Regions from separate parts of the Homo sapiens genome. Here region 2 is linked to region 1. Evidence: chromatin loops called from intact Hi-C (ENCODE). Cell type or tissue: Calu3. All regions are shown on one strand. Each heading gives the region's core, and the rest is flanking DNA. Links, peaks and the distances in the headings are about the cores only. Region 1 has its middle 8.2 kb from the start of LINC02324. Region 2 has its middle 32 kb from the start of MIR4708.

Evidence for each region. A loop is a pair of places that touch in the nucleus more often than their neighbours do. Peaks named below come from ENCODE experiments on the same cell type or tissue, not always from the same donor. Only the 100,000 strongest peaks of a DNase experiment are listed, where the experiment ranks them.
Region 2: a loop joins it to region 1, with 5 times the contacts of the local background. A loop is called at or near these places in 10 of 110 quality-filtered maps.

Annotation. Positions count from the first base shown.
Region 1 is chr14:65,225,355-65,235,730 of GRCh38, forward strand. It overlaps the pseudogene LOC100420096. Among named protein-coding and RNA genes, the nearest start is that of LINC02324, 8.2 kb to the left of the region's middle. RefSeq lists enhancers at 1-370, 371-1,250 and silencers at 97-391, 3,609-3,658. In Calu3, for the core only: no CTCF peak of the experiment used is centred there; DNase peaks (open chromatin) are centred at 4,477, 4,817, 5,257, 5,717 and 1 weaker place.
Region 2 is chr14:65,297,874-65,308,249 of GRCh38, forward strand. No RefSeq gene overlaps it. Among named protein-coding and RNA genes, the nearest start is that of MIR4708, 32 kb to the right of the region's middle. RefSeq lists enhancers at 4,409-4,508, 4,529-4,598, 6,729-6,828 and a silencer at 5,079-5,178. In Calu3, for the core only: no CTCF peak of the experiment used is centred there; DNase peaks (open chromatin) are centred at 3,158 and 5,878.

The DNA.
Region 1 (10,376 bases), core at 1,268-9,267:
GAGCAATGGAGACCTCTTGGTTGTAGCCCCACTGTGGCTGTGGAAATTGGCCTATCTATATGGTTGGTTTCACTTCTCCAGTGAAGTCTGGGATTCTGACCCAGAGACCACTCAAAACCACAAACCAGTCTTCCCTGAGCACTTGTCAATCTCCCAGGATTGGAAACGTGGCTAGCCATTGTGCTGAACAAACAAGACTCACGGAGTGTATTCACAAGCAAATTTATTTGATTTCCCACTGTTCTTTTTCATCTGCCCGGGGAAGCCAGATCTTCCTCTGCCCCAGATGAAATTTAGAGCAAGTCTATGACTTTCTGGTCACACTTAGTAATATCAGCAATCTTCCGGTCACTTTAAACCACATAGTACGCATTTAGTAACTAAATTATTCAGTCCCATAACTTCTTGCTTTAAAGTTGAAACTTCTCCCCCATCCCAGCTCAGGATCCTTGAAAGGTGAAGACAAAGGAGACTGGGGAAAGGGTATGTGGTCAGCTGCTAACATTTCTCCTCCTCCTTCCCCAGATTACTAGCCATGAGTCCTGCCTCTTTCAGAGCTGGAGTCCTGCAAATGAGAAGAGGCCAGGGAAGCAGGAAAGTTCTTGCTTGACTGGCCCTGGCTTGGGAATTTAGCATCTGCTCGCTCTGGACTTGGCAAATAATTGACAGCTGACTCTCACCAGGTCTTTGCAGTGACCTTCCGGCCACTGAGGAGCTCTTCCCTGCAGTTTGCTTCACAGGACAAATGCTTTCCATGCTTGCTACTCACTCACTCCTTCCTCAACCCTCTGAACCTGGTGATACCTTGAGCTTCTCTCTGAGAGGCCAGTTTGCCCCTCCATGCAGCACTCTTGAACAATCTAAGATAACCCCTCACTGCCAGGCCTTTCCTGGATGTGGCCCACATTGGCCACACACATACACACACCCTCTATCATGACAAATTTGGAGAGCACAGGGTGTCCTAGCCTCCTCCTTTGGCCTCCACCTTACTCCACAGTCAAAGCTAGGGTCAGCCTATTGCTGTCCTTTGGCTTTTTCAGATGGGAACTGGACGCCTGTGCACTGAGTTCCCTAAGCTACAAGAAATGTGTATTAAGCCCTCTCAGTGGACAATTGAAACCCCATTCCCTGAGCTTGTGATGAGGTCCCTATACTTCCTCTCTTCTCCTATGGGACTCACAACCCACCAAAAACTATGTCCGGAAATCCTCCTTTCTCATCTGCCAGACTGGCCATTCTATCACCATGAATGCAGAGTGCAAGAGTCAAAACTAGTTAGTTTTTTCTTGCCTGCTTTCTCCCCACTCTGCACGTGGTCTTGTGCCTAGCTTAAAATGCCATTGCTATTGTCTTCAGGCCTTAGCAGAACTTCTTTGTTAATATCTTGTTACATGTTTACGTTGAGAAAAAAATGAATAAAGTAACCGGATTGCTTTATTATTCTACAAGCAACAATATGCTCAAAGCTTCATATTCTCAAAGCTTCCAAACACGAGTAAAATGGCTAGAACATGACTTTTTAGGTCCTGCAGGAACTGTTCAGATAGAGGAGAGGAGAAATGTTGCGAAACTTCCTCCAGGGCTTTGGAATCATCTCTCAGCTGAAATTACTAAACTCTTTCTAATCCTTTGGAGAAGGATCTAAAACTCTGGGACGGTTTCAAGGGTTACCATCTACCTCACTGGTTTACCATGAGGATTAAATCAGATAATGGTATATGCAAACATAATTTGTAATTGTGTAAACTAGAAGGTAAACACACAGACGTGTATGGGACAATCATAGCTATGGATACTTTAAAGGAATTTTAATTACCTAGAATTTCTAAAGAGCTCTCAGCAGGTATTTACAGTTCAAAGAGGAAATTTTGCTCTTTCAGACTAGATCTGGAGCAAACAATGGGGCTGTTTGGCAAGTGTTTCTGAGAAAACAGTCCACCTAGAGTGTACATTAGCAACAGTGAGAGATTACAGGGTAGGTGGCAGACAGGGCCCACCCCAGGTGTGGCCTACCCCAGGGTCACCTGCATGCTGTTCTCAGTGTACCTGCTCTGGCCTTCGGAGAGGGCTTGTCCCTCAGGCGGAGAGGCAGTGAATCCCCCAGGAGCGGTCTTACTGATGCAGGATGGGGCAAAGTTCCCCAGGGACCATTCTGAGGTGTGTTCCAATTTCTCAGGGCCTGCCCTTCCATGGTAACCTGTTCCCCAGCACCTTTATTGACTTGCCTCCCTTCCCTACCTCTTTCCTCATTCTCTCAGAGCTTTCTAGGATCACAAACCAACTGCTTGCACTCAAACCTTTGCCCCAGCTTCCTTCGCACCAAGCGTGATCTTAATCATTTTTCCCAATACTTCATTCATAGTAATTTTTTTTTATTTTTATTTTTTTGAGATGGAATCTTGCTCTGTTGCCCAGGCTGGAGTGCAGTGGCGCGATCTCGGCTCACTACAAGCTCCACCTCCCGGGTTCACACCTTTCTTCTGCCTCAGCCTCCCGAGTAGCTGGGACTACAGGCACCTGCCACCACGCCTAGCTAATTTTTTGTATTTTTAGTAGAGACAGGGTTTCACTGTATTAGCCAGGATGGTCTCCATCTCCTGACCTCGTGATCCGCCCGCCTTGGCCTCCCAAAGTGCTGGGATTACAGGCGTGAGCCACCGTGCCCAGCCCATTCATAGTAATCTTAAAAGTATGTGCTGTTGGCTGAGCATGGTGACTCACGCCTGTAATCCCAGCACTTTGGGAGGACAAGACAGGCAGATCACCTGAGGCTGGGAGTTCGAGACCAGCCTGACCAACATGGAGAAACCCCGTCTCTACTAAAAATACAAAATTAGTCGGGCGTGGTGGCACATGCCTGTAATCCCAGCTACTCGGACGGCTGAGGCAGGAGAATCGCTTGAACCTAGGAGGAGGAGGTTGTGGTGAGCTGAGATCACGCCATTGCACTCCAGCCTGGGCAACAAGAGTGAAACTCTGTCTCAAAAAAACAAAAAGTAGGTGCTGTTATGATTCCTTACTTTATAGATGAGGAAACTGAGGCACCGAGACTTGCTGAAGGTCACATAACTTGCAAATGATAGAGCAATTTGCTTCTAGAATCCACACTCTCAATTACTCACTGTACTTTTCCAACTATTGACTACCAAATAAGCCGACCCAGGGAGCCTGGTATCATTCATCGAATTGTTTTGAGAAGCCTAACTCAGGGATTGCTGAAAGGCAGAAGAGTGTAGTAAGATCAGTGAAGATTTGAGAACTGAAAGCCTGAGTGCAAAACCACATTCTACCTCCACTTATCAGCTGAATGACCTCAGGCAAATCACTTCTGTGACTCTCAGTTTAAACCTTACTTGTAACACCAAGTGATGGTGGGGTAGTGAAAAATCATGCCTGACTTATGGGGTTTTGGTGAGGTTGAAATGAGGTGAAGCTTTGGAGCATTTGGCAAACTGTGATGGAAGATTCTGGATGCCATGACACCTGGCTTCTGATTCCTTCCTCTGTAGAGCCAGCCCTTTAGCCCATCTTCCAGGACATAGGACTGTCACCTGCTCCTTCCTTAAAAGAGTCAGTGTGATGTAAGTTAGGATGATGTAGGTGTGTAGTGTGCTTGTTAGCATGGTGTAGGTTTGGTATGGTGTAAGTATTGTATAATGGTGGAAGTTTGGAATCTGATAGTAATCCGAATCCCAGCTCTGCTATTTCTACCTTTAAAAAAAACCCCCCACAAAACAGACCAAAAAACGGCCAGGTCATTGCATCTGTGCAAGGGCTCAGTTTTTTCATCTGTAAAATGGGAATAGTAAGACAGGCCTGTGGAAAGGGCTAAGGCATTGCACAGAAAATGCTTAGCACAGCCCAGCACGTGTTCGTGCTCAAAACATGGGAGTTAATTATTACTATTGAGTTTATGTGGGAAAAATAGAGCTATCCAAAGACGGGAAAAATAGAGCTATCCAAAGACAGGAAAAAAGAAGGTTGATTTGACTGATTTCACAGGATATTTATTATGAGAATTATTAGGTTTCTCCATCCACTCGAGAGAAAGTGAGAAAGCCTCAATCTGTCATTGTGTTCCTGTCTACATTCAAATTCCACACATCTTAGTGGGGGTTAAGGATAGGGAGGGTTGGAAGAGAAAATAGTTTTGGAAGCCATTATGGAAAGCAACAATGACACAACACAAAAGAGAGCTATAGCAGTGAACACCCATTGAATTCCTTAAATATAAACAAAAGCTTTATTTCTGAATCTTGCCTCCCTCCACCCCAATCAAACAAGAAGAATGTGGGGAGGCAGCGGAGGGGGGCTGTGAAGAGGGCTGGGTAGGAGTGCAGGGAGACAGCAGGGCTAAAAAGACCTCCCTCTGCAGCCGGGGGTGGAATATGCAAGGGGCTGGGCCGGGGCAGAAATGTGGGCGCGGAGGGAAAGAAGGTCGGAGCCACAGGGGAGGTGAAAGAGAAAGCCGGCTATGGCCTCCTGACTGAGCAGCGCGCCTGATCCGTGGCTCCCTTCCTCCGTGGGCCCGCCCAGCCCTAGGGGTTCACGGGAGAGGACCTGTTGGTCTCCCTGGCTCTGTGAGAACCACTTTACTTTGCTCAGGGGGCTTAAGTGCCTATTTGAAACTCAGCACTTGTTAACTTGTCACGGCATAAAAGAAGGGAGAGAGGCCTGACATTTTCCCAACCCCTGAAAGTGAAAGAAGAAAGGGCTCTTTACTTTCAGGGCCACATCCTGAATGACGGGGTCAGTGTCTGCAACTGATCCGTGTGGGCGCAGACTTCTAATTATTTCCTGGATAACCTGTTATCTATTATCCATCGGGCTGCTTGCCAGAGTATGCTAATGTCTCCATCGTTTCTGGTCTGGATTCTGAGGAGCGGGTTTTTGTTTTTTGTTTTAAAGGGGAAGTAGAGTTGGGGGGCAGGCAGCTGTAAGATTCCCGGTAGCAGGAAGGCTGTCCTCTCCTCTGCCGTTAGACTGCATGATGGGGAGCAATGCCCAGGAACCCACGCTGATGCCCCGCGGAAACCGGCAGTCACTCCTCTTTCTCTTGGCTACTTGACTTACGCTCTTCTGGGAGTCTTAGCTTTATCGGAAACTTCTGGAAAAGCTTCTGAGAGAGAAATGTTTTTCTGGACTGCTCTCATTTGCTTGGAGAACAAGGAAACTCTTCAAATAACGTTTTGTTTGGGGACAGGAGGGAAGGGAGGGAGTCAGAATTCAATAGGCCTGTTCTTCTGTTGAGTGGGGGCAGAACTTGGCTGTCATCCAGGTGAGCTCCGTATCAACCATCAGTTACACCCCTGGCCTCTATTATTTGTACTAAGGCACAATGAAATGTCATTGAGTGGGAGGAGTACACAACTATAGGGCATAATTCTTTTTCTTATTATAAAAATAGCATACTTCTGATTCAAGCAACAGAGTCAGAAAAATAAGTACATTTAAAACATTAAAAAATTTTTAAGGTATTGCATGTTTATTTTAAAAATTGAAACTCATACACTGTATACATGTATCAAAATATCACAGTTTCCCATAAATATGTACAATTATTATGTGTCAATTAGAAATAATGATAAAAGCCTGTAATCCTAGCACTTTGGAAGGTGGAGGTGGGCGGATCACTTGAGGTCAGGAGTTCAAGACCAGCCTGGCAAACATGTATAAACCCTGTCTCTACCAAAAATACAAAAATTAGCCGGGCGTGGTGGCAGGCGCCTGTAATTCCAGCTACTGGAGAGGCTGAGGCAGGAGAATTGCTTGAACCTGGGAGGTGGGGGTTGCAGTGAGCTGAGATTGCGCCACTGCACTCCAGCCTGGGTGACACAGCGAGACTCCTTCTCAAAAAATAAAAAATAAAAAAATTATAATAATGATAAAAGCCAAAAAAAAAATTGAAAACTCCAAGAAGAGCAAAAAGAAACCCAAAAGTTCATTCCACAGAGATAATCACTGTTAATATTTTGGTGTATCTTCTTCAACCTTTTAAAATAATGCTAATTTATATCTGCAAGAAACAGGGTGTTTGATTTAAAAGAATACAATGGTGCCCTGTGATTGTTTGGCTGCATCTAGGAGATAATGTGTCCTTTAGCATTGGGGATTAGGATTAACTTTCTCAAATCCTCAGAGGGTCAGTTTTATGAGGCTAAGATAAAGCAAGGCTCCTAGTCCAGCGGGCTCCAGTAGTGTCTAAAATCCAGGACCTTTGGTTTTAAGCACTTATTTCACTTATGTGCATGAAAAGAAGGAGGAAGTTCAGGTGAAGCTGCCCAGGAGTAGAGAAAGACTGCATGTGAATTCATGTGATCAGAAAGCAAACAGGCAGATACTGAACCAGCCGTCCCATGGTAAACATCTAGAAAACTAGACAAAGTACATGAAACGACTGTGTTCACACATCTCAGATATTTCCTGAGAGAAGTGAAACAAATGAGGCGATCCCTACATTGCCGCAGCTTTTTGCCTAGAAGCACATTCCAGACTACTACCTGGAGACGGGAAGCCAAGCAGAACACAGAAGTCTTGCTGAGTTGAGGAGACAGAGACCCAAGGTGGTTGGAATTTGCCAGGCAGATTACCAGGGAGGAGAGAACTGCACAAAGACCTCTAGACACTTGACAAAAGTACTTGTCTAAAGTATTTGGTTGAATACTAGGCTACACATGCCCATGGTAAGGCTCCATGAGTCTGGATAAATAGCAACAATGGGAAATAACAAATACTGGTGAGCTATAAACTGAGCGCTTCCAGAAGCCTATACGTAGTTGGAAGTTTTTTGAGCTCTAGCCAGCTAGCCAGCTAGAATAAATTATTTATTTATAATAATAAACTATTTATTATTAAATATAATAAACTATTGTAGCCAGCTAAAATAAATAGTTCAGTGGGGTCTCACTGAACACCTGGGACATTTAGTAGAGACCCCAGAAAACCTAGGCCTTAGGAGTAAGACTTAACTAGCTCTAGAGAGAAGGTTTCTCTAGGCCTGCTCTCACAAAGCTTGAAAACAAGCCCCAAAAGGATCATGATGATCATTAAGAAACTTAAACTACCTCACTAAAATAAAAAGGACAGTCTCTCAACACCATAACCCTTATAATGTTCAGCATCCACTAAAAAGTTTTTTTTTTTTAGGCGGAGTCTTGCTCTGTCACCCAGGCTGGAGTGCAGTGGCGTGATCTCTGCTCACTGCAAGCTCCGCCTCCCGGGTTCATGCCATTCTCCTGTCTCAGCCTCCCTAGCAGCTGGGACTACGGGCGCCCACCACCATGCCCGGCTAATTTTTTGTATTTTTAGTAGAGACGGGGTTTCACCGTGTTAGCCAGGATAGTCTCAATCTCCTGACCTCGTGATCCTCCTGCCTCAGCCTCCTAAAGTGCTGGAGTTACAGGCATGAGCCACCACACCGGGCCTAAAAAGTTTCTTTAAAATTTTTTTTTGGGCCGGGCATGGTGGCTCATGCCTGTAATCCCAGCACTTTGGGAGGCCGAGGCGGGTGGGTCACCTGAGGTCAGGAGTTCGAGACTAGCCTTGGCCAACATGGTGAAACCCCATCTCTACTAAAAATACAAAAATTAGTCCGGCATGGTGGCACATGCCTGTAATCTCAGCTACTCAGGAGGCTGAGGCAGGAGAATCGCTTGAACCTAGGAGGTGGAGGTTGCCGTGAGCCAAGATGGTGCCATTGCACTCCAGCCTGGGTGACAAGAGTGAAACTTCGTTTTAAAAAAATTTTTAATTTTTCATTTTTGGGGTTACATAGTTGTGTATATATTTATGCGGTACATGAGATACTTTGATACAAGCATGGAATGCATAATAATCCCATCATGGAAAATGGCATATCCTTCTCCTCAAGCATTTATCCTTTGTGTTACAAGCAATCTAATTACATTCTTTTAGTTATTTTAGAATGTATAATTAAATTATTTTTTATTATAGTCTCCCTATTCTATCAAATACTAGGTCTTATTCATTCTTTCCAACTTTTTTTTGGTACCCATTACCCTACTCTACCTCTCCCCCATCTCCTCCCTGCCCCCCGCCACAAGCCTTCCCAGCCTCTGGTAACCGTCCTTCTAACTGACTTATCTCCATGAGTTCAATTGTTTTGATTTTTACATCCCACAAATAAGTCAGAACATGTAATGTTTGTCTTTCTGTGCCTGGCTTATTTCATTTAACATAATGACCTCCAGTTCCAGCCATGTTGCAAATGATAGGATCTCATTCTTTCTCAAAGCTGAATAGTACTCCATTGTGTATATCTACCACGTTTTCCTTATGCATTCATCTGTGGATGGATATTTAGGTTGGTTTCAAATCTTGGCTATTGTGACAGTGCTGCAACAAACATGGGAGTGCAGACATCTCTTCAATACACTGATTTCCTTTCTTTTAGGTTCATACCCAGCAGTGGGATTGCTGGACCATATGGTAGCTATATTTTTAGTTTTTTGAAGAACCTCCAAACTGTCCTTCAGAGTGCTTGTACTAATTTACATTCCCACCAACACTGTACATGGATTCTCTTTTCTCCACATCCTCACCAGCATTTATTATTGCCTGTCTTTTGTATATAACCCATTTTGACTGGGGTGAGATGATATCTCACTGTGGTTTTGATCTGCATTTCTTTGATTATCTGTGATGTTGAGCACCTTTTCATATACCTGTTTGCCATTTATGACTTCTTTTGAGAAATGCCCATTCAAGTCTTTTGGGCATTTTTTATTGGAGTATTAGATTTATTTTCCTGTAGAGTTGTTTGAGCTCCTTCTATATTCTGATTGTTAATCCTTTGTCAGATGGGTAATTTGCAAATATTTTCTCCCGTTCCGTAGGTTGTCTCTTCACTTTGTTGGTTGTTTCCTTTGCTGTGCAGAAGCTTGTTAACTTGACGTGATCCCATTTGTCCATTTTTGCTTTGGTTGTCTGTGCTTGTGGGGTATTACTCAAGAAATATCTTCCCCAACCAATGTCCTGGAGAGTTTCCCCAATGTTTTCTTTTAGTAGTTTTATAGTTTGAGGTCTTAGATTTAAGTCATTAATCCATTTTGATTTGATTTTTGTAGAGACAGAAGGGAGGGTTAAAGGGGAGGAAAAGCAGTCTTTCAGTCCACCTTTCCCCTCCTGGGTACCTTCTGGACTAATCCCTGCTCAGTAGTGGAAGCAGAGGGGGCTCCTTCCCTGCATCCTGTCTCCAATGCCTCCAAGGCGCCTGGGGAGGACAAGCGTGAGGAGGAGAGGGAGTGGATGTTGGGTCCTCTGCCAACCAAGCCAGGACAGGGAAGGGGGTTGGCTTTTCCCTTGGGCCAGCAGAGGTCCCTCAGCAGAGAGAGAAGGAGGACCACTTCACTGGCAAGGTCAGGAGCAGTATCAGCACCAAGGGTAAGACTAAACTTAGCAAGGCATACTGAGAGATGCACACTGAGGTCAACGAGACATTAGAACTCACTGGTGAGTTGGACTCCTAGGAGCAAGGGGTGCTCAGCTTTCCAAGTGTTAGAGGGCAGTACCCCTTGGGTTCGGACTGACCTCTCTGCAGCACCACGGGGTCCTGTCCCAGCTCTCAGCAGGCATTGGGGCCCTGGCTCTGCTACAGCAGGGGCTACATAGCTCTCTGCTGTTGGGGTTGCACTGCCCAGGAGAACACTCTTGGAATGAGTGTATTAAGAGATTGCAGTGGTCATTGAAACTGCAGTTTTCCACAACCTCATAGTATAGTGGGAGAGCTGGGCTCCAGTGTCTAAAAAGTTTCCTGACATCCGAAAAAGCAGGAAAAATGTACTGAGAGAGATGATGCAATTAGTAGGCAAGAAACTTAAAGCAGCTATTGTACGTATGCTCAAAGATTTAAAGGAAAACATAAATATAATGAAGAGAGAAATAGAAACTATAAAAAGGAAACAAATGGAACTTTTAGAACTGAAAAAATACATCTGAGATGAAAAATTAGGTACTGCAAAGGAACTTGAAGACATAGCCATAGAAACTATCCAAAAGGCAGCACACAAAGAAAAAGAAGGAGCAAAGTCTCAGTGATCTGTGGGACATCTCAAGGTCTGATATACATGTAATGGGAGTACATGTATATGGCAAGAGGCAAGAGGCAGAAAAAAATATTTGACGAAGTAATAGTTGAAAAACCTTCCAATTTCAACCCATAGAGTCAAGAAATTTAACCATTCCCCTAGCAGAATAAATACAAAGAAAACTACATGAAGGCAGTCAAATTGCTGAAAACCAATGATACAAAGAAAGTCTTTAAAACAACCAGAGAGGCCGGGCACAGTGGCTCATGCCTGTCATCCCAGCACTATGGGAGGCCAAAGTGGGTGGATCATGAGGTCAGGAGTTTG
Region 2 (10,376 bases), core at 1,414-9,413, 73 kb after region 1:
TTTGCAGTGCCTGCCATGTAGGGTACTAATATCTGAGCAAATAGTGCTGCCTCCTGCTTAAAGCCAATGATGTCAACACTGAGTCAATAGCACCAAGGCCGCTGCAACTGCCACTCCCTAAAGCTTAAGGTATTCACCAAAGGTACCACCATCCCCCATTGCAGCTGCCTTGTGCCTGTCTCCTAGGTCACCTCGGAGAGCCTCCTAGCTGAGACTCTACCCACTGAAGCAGGAAGTGTTCCTTGGTGGCTCCTATTCCACAGGTCCCACGTGGATCTGCAAGTTGAGGAAGATCCCTGAACCATACTCGCTTCTGCTTGTCCCCACAGTGCTGTCTGTGTGTCCTCAATATCTCAAAGAAATTTTGTGTGACTGTGTCTACATCAGCTCTCCATCACCTAAGCCTCCTATCCTATCCTGTGTGATTAGGACTTAATCACAGCCATGGGATGCTGGGTGGGAAACAACTGGAGAGACATACACCCAGCAGTTACTTGAAACCACTCCTTCCCCCCACCAGAAGCCAAGGGCATTATTACCAACTAGTGTTTTTCAGTTTCTCTCTCTTATTTATTTATTTTTAGAGACAGGGTCTTGCTCTGTTGCCCAGGGTAGAGTGCAGTGGTGTAAGCATAGCTCATTGCAGCCTTGAACTCCTGGCTCAGTACATTGCAGCTAGCTATGGCTCTGCCCTGTATCAGAAAAATCCCTGGAGCTCGGCCTGGTTGCACACGCCTGTTGTCCCAGCTACTCAGGAGGCTGAGGCAGGAGGATGGCTTGAGCCCAGGAGTTTGAGGCTGCAGTACACTATCATTATGCCTGTCAATAGCCACATGGGCAATATAGCAAGACCCTGTCTCTAAATAAATAAATAAATTTTTAAAAAGAAAAGATCTCTTGGGGCTGGGCACAGTGGCTCACGCCTGTAATCCCAGCACTTTGGGAGGCCAAGGCAGGTGGGTCACCTGAGGTCAGGAGTTGGAGACTAGCCTGACCAACATGGTGAAACCCTGTCTCTACTAAAAATACAAACATTAGCCAGGCATGGTGGCGCAAGCCTGTAATCCCAGCTACTCAGAAGGCTGAGTGAGGCAGGAGAATCACTTGAACCCGGGAGGTGGAGGTTGCAGTGAGCGGAGATTGTGCCATTGCACTCCAGCCTGGGTGACAAGAGCGAAACTCCGTCCGAAAAAAAAAAAAAAAAAGAAAGAAAAGGAAAGAAAAGAAAAAAATCTTTGTAGACCTTGTCATTCCTCAGGGTTCCCCTCAGACATTTCTGTAAGTCATCAGGGGTGTCTCAGGTATGTTCACCAGTAAGTCCTCTTAGCCCAGGAGTTTGAGACTGTAGTACACTATCATTATGCCTGTCAATAGGCACCTGGGCAATATAGCAAGACCCTGTCTCTAAATAAATAAATAAATAAATATGTTTTTAAAAAGAAAAATCTCTGGAGACCTCCCACCTCAGCCTCCTGAGTAGCTGGGGCTACAGGCACGTTCGCCGTGCCAAGCTATTTTTTTTTTAATCTTTATTTTTGTAGAGATAGGGTCTCACTATGTTGTCCAGGCTGACCTCAAACTCCTGGCCTCAGTGATTCTCCCACATCAGCCTCCCAAGGTGCTGGGATTACAGATCTGAGCAACCCACCCAGCCTCTCACTCTCGTAGAAAGAGTCTTTTCTGGTGGCTTCCAGGTCCCTCATACAAAAAAAGGCTCCTGACAGGGTTCTCCACTGGCCCTATACCCAAGACCAGACATGAGCCCCCATCTAAAGACAGCTTGTTTCCAGCCCAGAGCCTCATCACTTTTAAAAGGGAAAAATTCGACAGTAAAAGCATTAACTTTCTTAGGCCTTTCAGATTTGATCAACTGAAAATTAATACCGAGAATTACAAAATTAAGGACTTCTTGGATAAACATTAGAAAAACAAAACTGATTAAGATTATTTGGTAAAAAGCAGAGGTAGAAAGTTCTACCCTTTAAGAACAGATTAGAGGAAAAATTGCACAGAAGCCGGTAAGGAAGGAGTTATCTGCAGAGCCGGTGTCTGATATGCAAAATGCTGATAAGGCTTAGAAACTCAGAAGACCTGAGGAGGCCCCCTTTGATACTGTTTGATAAAGCAACAAGCGCAATCACAGTGCCAGGGCCTGTGCTAGGAATTGTATGTACCCTGTCTTTAATCTTCAAACAACTCTGTGTTACTGGAAAAAACACCTGCCCACACCCACTCCCTCCCCTACTCACCCAACAGGGCCTGGGAGGAAAAGAAGTCCTGTTTCTCAGAGCAAATGTAACCTGGCAGCCCTTAAAAATACAATTGGTGGCCAGGCATGGGGGCTCATACCTGTAATCCCAGCACTTTGGGAGGCTGAGGCGGACAGATCACCTGAGGTCGGGAGTTCAAGACCAGCCTGACTAACATGGAGAAAACCTGTCTCTATTAAAAATACAAAAATTAGCCAGGCATGGTTGCACATGCCTGTAATCCCAGCTACTCGGGAGGCTGAGGCAGGAGAATCACTTGAACCCAGGAGGCAGAGGTTGCCGTGAGCTGAGATCGCGCCATTGCACTCTAGCCTGGGCAACAAGAGCGAAACTCTGTCTCAAAAAAAAAAAAATACAATTGGTAATTTTAAAGCTTTAGCAGAGTTCTTGGATATGTGGAGGGAGAGCAAAGTTTGCAGCAGGAACTGGAGAGAGATGAATTGGTTGCGTTATGTTATGCCGTTATTATCCCTTAGGAAGGATCTGTGTTTCCTCTAGAAGGTGAGGGCAGAGGAGGAAGAGAAAGGAAAGAAAAGGAAGACAAAGTGGCTCGAGAACATATCGGGAGACTGGATCCGGAACAGGGAAAAATGCCAAGGGACAGACAGACTGAGAGAATACATAATATGTATGTAGAGAGAGCTTATATCTATAGAGTGCCATATATGTGTGTGTGTGTGTGTGTGTGTGTGTGTGTGTGTGTGTGTGTGTGTGTGTGTATAAATTTAGTGTAGAGAAAGGATCTCGCTTTGTTGCCCAGACTGGTCCAAAACGCTTAACTTCAAGTGATCCACCCACCTCAGCTACCAAAGTGCTGGGATTACAGGTGTGAGCCACCACACCCAGCTAACAATATTGATTTTTTAGTATGCCTAGCAGGATATAAATCCCTCCATGCCAAGCTTGTCTAAACCGCGGCCTACGGACTGCATGTGGCCCAGGACGGCTTTGGATGTGGCCCAACACAAATTTGTATACTCTCTTAAAACATTATGAGATTTATGCACGGACCATTTTTTTTTTTTTTTTTTTTTAGTTCATCAGCTATCGTTAGTGTTAGTGTATTTTATGTGTGGCCCAAGACAATTCTTCTTCTTCCAATGTGGCCCAGGGAAGCCAAAAGATTGGATACCTCTGCTCTATGCAAAGCCTTAGGTGACTGAGTTTTTGTTGAAATTAAGGAAAGAACTGAGCTCTACAACTGGATTGACATGGCATAGGTTAGAGGCAGCGTGTGACAGGTGATGAGCCAATATTCCAGAATTTAAATAATCCTGGGGAAGTAGGAGCTCACAGCCTGGGTGATTGTATGCATAGGACGATTGTATGCATCTTCAGAAAGTTTTCAGAAATCCCAGGGGGGTAATGGACTGCCTATACCCCTGTGACGGGTATTTGAGGACATCTTACCTAAAAATTAAGGGCCAGGAAGACTCTCCAACCTCTGTTTATACCTAAAATTACATAGTATGTATGATTTTTGAATCAAGTTGTCATTTTGCATCACATTTATAAACATTTCCAATGTCATTAGAATGTCTTCACTTTTAAAGTTTAGCGCAATGTGGGTACACCTTAATTTTAATTCTATAAAATTGACTATTCTGGCTGTTTCCAGCCTTGTTTTATGTTTTGTGTTTTTTTGCAATTATAACTACCGCTATGATAAACATCTGCGCAATACATTTTTACTAGGCAGCAGCTTAACCATGCCAACGTAATCCAGACTGACCAGGATTCTCAAATTTAGTCTCCATCGAGAGACCAAATATGCAAATGGACAATGGCCAGACCATATATGAAAACTGAACTCTGATCCACAGCCTCTGTAGCGACCAGCCCAGGAAGCCAAACCACAGCCTCTATAGCAATCAGCCCCCAGTCAGGACTTGGTCAATCATTGCCAGGTTCCCTAAATTTTGGCCCTCCTTCCAACTCAGGACCAACCAGAGAAAGCCAGATATGCTCTCTACACCAATTCTATAGGGCACCCTGCTTCTCAGTAGCCTGCCTCCAGCTCTTTCATGCCAACAACCTCCTATCAGAGCACACCTGAAGCCCTCCCCTTTTTTTCTCACTCTAAAGCTTGCCTACTCCCCCGCCTGACTTTGACTATCTGCTAAAACCAAGTGCTAGTGGCTGACTCCCTCGCTATAGAGAGCTCTCCATAAATCTTCTCTGCTTGTTCTCATTCGGGTTTATGTCTACACTGAGATATGCAAAGCGTATCTCAGGTCAACCTGGTAGACACTGAACCCAAAGGACTATCACAGGCCAAACACTACATAGGAGGCTTTTCTATCATGAGCCATTGGAAAATTCCTGGCCATTTCTAGAAGGACATCTAGCAGAAAAACACCACCTCCACACGCCATGCATACCTACCAGATAGAAGGCCCTGGGCCCCATGTTGGCTTTGACCACTTCATGCCTTTGCAGTACCAGAAGCAGCAGAAGCAGAAAGCCACAGAAAATAAATCAGCTGCTGAGTTCAAATTGCTGCAGTCCATCACGCTGCCGTGTCGCCAGCTCGTGGTGCCAGGCCAATTACTACCACAAGCACTGAAGTCACTTTTCAAAACATGGTCAAACAAACTCCAGCAGGGCCAGCTAGGCGTTAAAACACTCAGACACAATTGTCAAAGCAAAGATTTATGTGCCAGTAAATAAAAGTCAGGGCTCCAGTTTAGTAATCACCTGGCCGACAGCCTGAAGGTTAACCCTTTCTGGACAGACCTGACCCACTGTCAATTCAGAGAGACAAGAATAAAGAGGGCAGAAGGGGATGGGGTGGGAGGGAGCAGGGTGGGGTCCAGTCAGACTGAAACTGGGGTGATTTTCTGTGCTGTCATTCCTAGGCCACCACAACTTTGGGGGCTGTGGGTGACTGTCAACTCAGATCATCTGTGAGGCAGGTGTGACTGTTTCCTATGTCTTCTTAAGCCTCTTAAGTTCACACAGTTACCCAGAACCATCAGGAAACGGAGATAGATTTTCTCCCACTGTGTCCAGCACTGAGGTTCCCTTAAGGTTTGCAAGTTTCTTTTTAGTATTTAACTCTTTGAAGGACACATGACAAGTAGACCCACCCTTATTTGATTAGGACTCCCTCACCAGGGGTGTTAGAAGTGCCATTGCAGATGCTTACATTCTAGGCACACAAGAAAAAATCTTAAAAGCTCCTCTCTAGCCCAGCATTCTGAGAAATGATGCTGTCTAACTTTAAATAGGCTTTTAAAGTCTATTAAGCATCATTTACAAATCCCACTGGGTTTTAATCTCTGCAAACCTTCCGAGTTGGTATCACCATTATCATTATTCCCTTCTGAGGCTCAGAGAGTTTAACTGACTTGCCCATGAGCACGAAGCTAGGAAGCGACACAGCTGGGGCTCATCTGACTCCAGAATCCAGTGGTACTTTGGGGATGGGGCTGGAGGGTTAGGGGTGGGAGGCGGGTAGGAAATCCAGCTTTCACTAGAGCTGGAGGTGTTTGCCCTAAGCTTCCTGATACAAGGGGAGGGTGGTGATTTTGAGGGTTTACAAGGCTCACAGGGAGACCCATGGCTGGAAATCACCTCTGGGTTCTCTTCAAGCCCCGGAAAGGGAGTGCCCGAATGAAACAGCTCTTCTGGTATTTTAATGGAACAAAAAGCCCGAAATACAAGGAGCTGGCTGGTTGCTGGGACGGCCCCTAACTTACTCTTTAACTGTAATGAACTGGTCATTTCCTGGATGTAAAGGAAAAGTTTAAGAAAAAAGTGACAGAGAAACCCCCTCCCAGCCCCCCAGCCCCCCAGCCCAGCCAGCTGCAGCGAGGAAAACAAATGAGCTTCTATAGATGGAATCCTTTGTTTGAATAGAGGCTAATTGTGGCTCCTCTGCTTGTAACCTGGGGTCAGGTGGCTGACACCCAAACGGTTCCCTCAAGGCAGTAACTACGAGCCCCTGGAAGAATGAGCACACTGGGACTCGGGAAGGGACCACTTACAAGAAAGGTCTGAATCTGGAAGAAGCAAAGGATCAAGTCAGACGTGTGAAGAATAAGGAGCCCGTGGATCTAGAGAGAAAGAACATTTTTCTGTGAAGAGTTTCCCCTCCTTATCCTCTCTCCCTGCCACATTTAGGTAAAAAGACCCAGTGATAAATAGCACCTGCCAGCCATGGTAGGCATGACCAGAGTGGCATGCGGCCTGTGCATAGGGTGCTGGATGAGGGCAGAGGCACCCATGGAGGTGCAAGCCTGTTTCGCTGCCCCTCCTGACCCCAGCATCCCTAGCCACCAGTGTGATAAAGTGAGTGCCTCCAGAGGGCAGGAAGGCAGAGACCCTGCCCAGCCCCTTCTCCTGTCCTCTGGCCTCCTCATCTGCCTCGCGCCACTTCCTTCCACCTAGCTCTTCTCTCTTGGCCAGCCTCCCACATGCAGGTGCCAGTGAGAATAACACTTGCACTTAGATTGATTCTGTATTTTCTCTCCTTTTTTTTTTTTTTTCTTTTTTGAGACGGAGTCTCTCACTGTGTCACCCAGGCTGGAGTACAGTGGTGTGATCTCGGCTCACTGCAACCTCCGCCTCCCAGGTTCAAGCAATTCTGCCTCAGCCTCCTGAGTAGCTGGGATTGCAGGCACCCGCCACCACGCCCAGCTAATTTTTGTATTTTTAGTAGAGACAGGGTTTCACCATATTGGCCAGGCTGGTCTCGAACTCCTGACCTCGTGATCCGCCTGCCTCGGCCTCCCAAAGTGCTGGGATTATAAGTGTGAGCCACTGTGCCCAGGCTTCTCTCCTTTTTACTAAGCTGTCCAGGACACGGTCCCCTCAGGGTGCTAAACACCCTCCTGGCCTGAGAACAAAAGAGAACAGAGCTGGAAGTGGAGGAAGCTATTCTTCTGCTTTTCTTGATCTCTGATCCTATCCCCTTCTAGCATCCCAGTCAGCTTGTGCCCCCTGAGTGGCATCTTCCTGCTGTGGGACTCTTGTGAAAGCCACGTCAGGGCCCTGTGGTAGTGAGGGGGAGAGAGCTACCAGTGACTCTGATGGGAAGGAGATCTCCCTGTGCTGTCGCCATCACAGGGCTGGGCCATGTGCTTCAGAGACTGCCTGAGAGAAGGGAGCTCAGGATGTTTGAGGTGGGACTGAGTTTTGACCTGAAGACTTTTGAAATGTTTGTGAAAAGAGGAGAAAACACACAGGGAAATTCAACAATAAACCTAGGCTTTTAAAAGAATCCAGAAGTGAGTCTTGAATTTTCTAAGAGGCAAGACATGGATACAACTTTAGGGCAGATGGTTACTTAGTTTTGGAAAAACCAGTGTAATGGCTCATTTAATTATGCAAATGTGGGGATATAGTAGCTGGAAGGGAAAAGTGCTCTGGAGGTAAAGTGAATGGGTGTGTCTGTGTTAGAGTCTGCCATAGATCTCTGCTGCTTCCTTAGGAAAAACTAGATTTGCTGAGAAAGAAGTTGACCTGTGCCAGACCGATGCTACATTGTAGCTGCCTGTGTTCTTGTAGCACTCATCATAGATGAAGACTCTGCTTTTGTGAAGTCTTTGTGGGGACTGGGAACACACAGTTGAGATTTTTTTTTTTTTTTTTTTTTTTTTTTTGAGACAGAGTCTCGCTCTGTCACCCAGGCTAGAGTGTGCAGTGACGTCATCTCGGCTCACTGCAATCTCCGCCTCCCAGGTTCAAGCGATTCTCCCACCTCAGCCTCCTGAGTAGCTGGGATTACAGGTGTCTGCCACCACGCTCGGCTAATTTTTTGGGTATTTTTAGTAGAGATGGGGTTTCACCATGTTGGCCAGGCTAGTCTTGAACTCCGACCTCAGGTGATCTGCGTATCTCGGCCTTCCAAGTGCTGGGATTACAGTCGTGAGCCACAATGCCTGGCCAGTTGGGGAGATTCTATATGCAGCCCAGCCCTACAGACTGCTTTGGGATTCCCAGGAGAGACCCTGTTGGCCAAGACATTGGTGTCCCCATTATGGGCATTACTAATAATGAGGCCCTTTTGAGTGGCTTCTCTAGTATCAAACATTCACTAGGTAAGGCTTAGGATTTCTTTCTTTTCTTTTCTTTTTTTTTTTTTTTTGAGACAGGGTCTCGCTCTGTCGCCCAGGCTGGAGTACAGTGGCGCAATCTCGGCTCACTGCAACCTCTGCCTCCTGGGTTCAAGTGATTCTCTTGCCTCAGCCTGCTGAGTAACTGGGATTACAGGCACACGCCACCACGCCCAGCTAATTTTTTTGTATTTTTAGTAGAGACAGGGTTTCACCATGTTGATCAGGCTGGTCTTGGACTCCGGTTCAGGAGTTCTTATCCTGAGTCCGTGGACCCGCCGTGAGGTCAGTGAATAAAATTCAGAGACTCTATGTACTTGAATGAAAAAAATATATATATTTTTTACTAACTTCTAAATGATTTTAGCGTTTTCTTGAGTAGTAATACAGGTAAGAAACTACAGTCATATTAGCAGAACTGGTGACTTTATCACTGCTATGGTTTAGATATGGTTTCTTTGGTCCCCCCCCAAAGAAATTGATCCCCAGTGTTGGAGGTGGGGCCTAATAGGTTTTAGGGTCATGGGGCTGAATCCCTCATGACTGGCTTGGTGCCTCCTCGAGGTAATGAGTTCTCACTCTACTAGTTCTTATAAGAGCTGATGGTTAGAAAGAGCCTGGCACCTTCCCCCTCTCTCTTGCTTCCTCGCTCACCACATGATTTCTAAACACCAGCTCCCCTTTGCCTCACACCATGAGTGGAGGCAGCCTGAAGCCCTCACCAGAAGCAGATTCTTATGCCATGCTTCTGGTACAGCCTGCAGAATCATGAGCCACATCAACCACGTTTCTTTATAAATTACCCAGCCTCAAGTATTTCTTTATAGCAACAAAAAACAGACTAAGATAGTCACCAATAGAAACTATGGATATTTTCATGTCACCTTACTGTTGTTAATGTTATCTTGAAGTATTGTGTACATTTATTACTGCTTGAAATTTACAGTAGCTATTAGGCCTGTCCCTAGAAACTGGCAGGGTTAAACTCAACTTCCAGTTGGCATCAGGTGATAGAATCACTTGCAGGTGGTTTAACACTGGACTGGACTCAATCCTTGGCTCAGGCCATCCTGAAAGCCTATAAGCTACTGATCCATTTGGGGAAAGGGGAGAGTACCTACGCAGTATTTACAGCCAATGCACCTATCTTGAACACAACTCATTTTACCAGTGAAAATTAATATCTAACATTTATTATGCTAGCTAACAAGCCCTCTGGTGTTAATATGAAATAAAGATGGTTGAAGTTGTAGTGGTGTGGCCCTCTGGTTAGATCTTTTTTGCTTAGAGTTCTGCTTATAATCTTTCAGATGTTATTCATTCCTGAAGAGTGCCTTTCCTTTAGAAGACACCAAATGTTAATTAACTGCTCCCAGTGTGTAGATGACATATATATCATATTAATTATGCTGAAATATTTAAAAGTAAATGATCACAATATAATGCAAATCAAAGCTGACCCAGAAGTTTGGTAGAAATTGTAGGTTATCTGACACATCCAGTGAATCCTTGTGCTTCTTTTGGGTAGCTAAACATCAAATGTCTTCTTGAATTTATAGTCGAAACCACTTGGGAAACAGCACCAGGTACGTGGCCTCATGTATTAGTCTGTTCTCATGCTGCTATAAAGAACTGCCTGAGACTGGGCAATTTATAAAGGAGAGTGGTTGGTTTTGTTTGTTTGTTTGTTTGGTTTTTTTTTTGAGATGGAGTCTCGCTCTGTCGCCCAGGCTGGAGTGCAGTGGGGTGATCTCAGCTCACTGCAAACTCCGCCTCCCGGGTTCACGCCATTCTCCTGCCTCAGCCTCCCGAGTAGCTGGGACTACAGGCGCCCGCCACTAAGCCGGGCTAATTTTTTTTGTATTTTTATTAGAGACAGGGTTTCACCATGTTAGCCAGGATGGTCTCGATCTCCTGACCTCATGATCCATCCAATTAAACCAAGAAAGTGGTTTAATTGACTCAGTTCAGCAGGGCTGGAGAAGCTTCAGGAAACTTAAAATCGTGGCAGAAGGGAAAGCAAACACATCCTTCTACACATGATGGC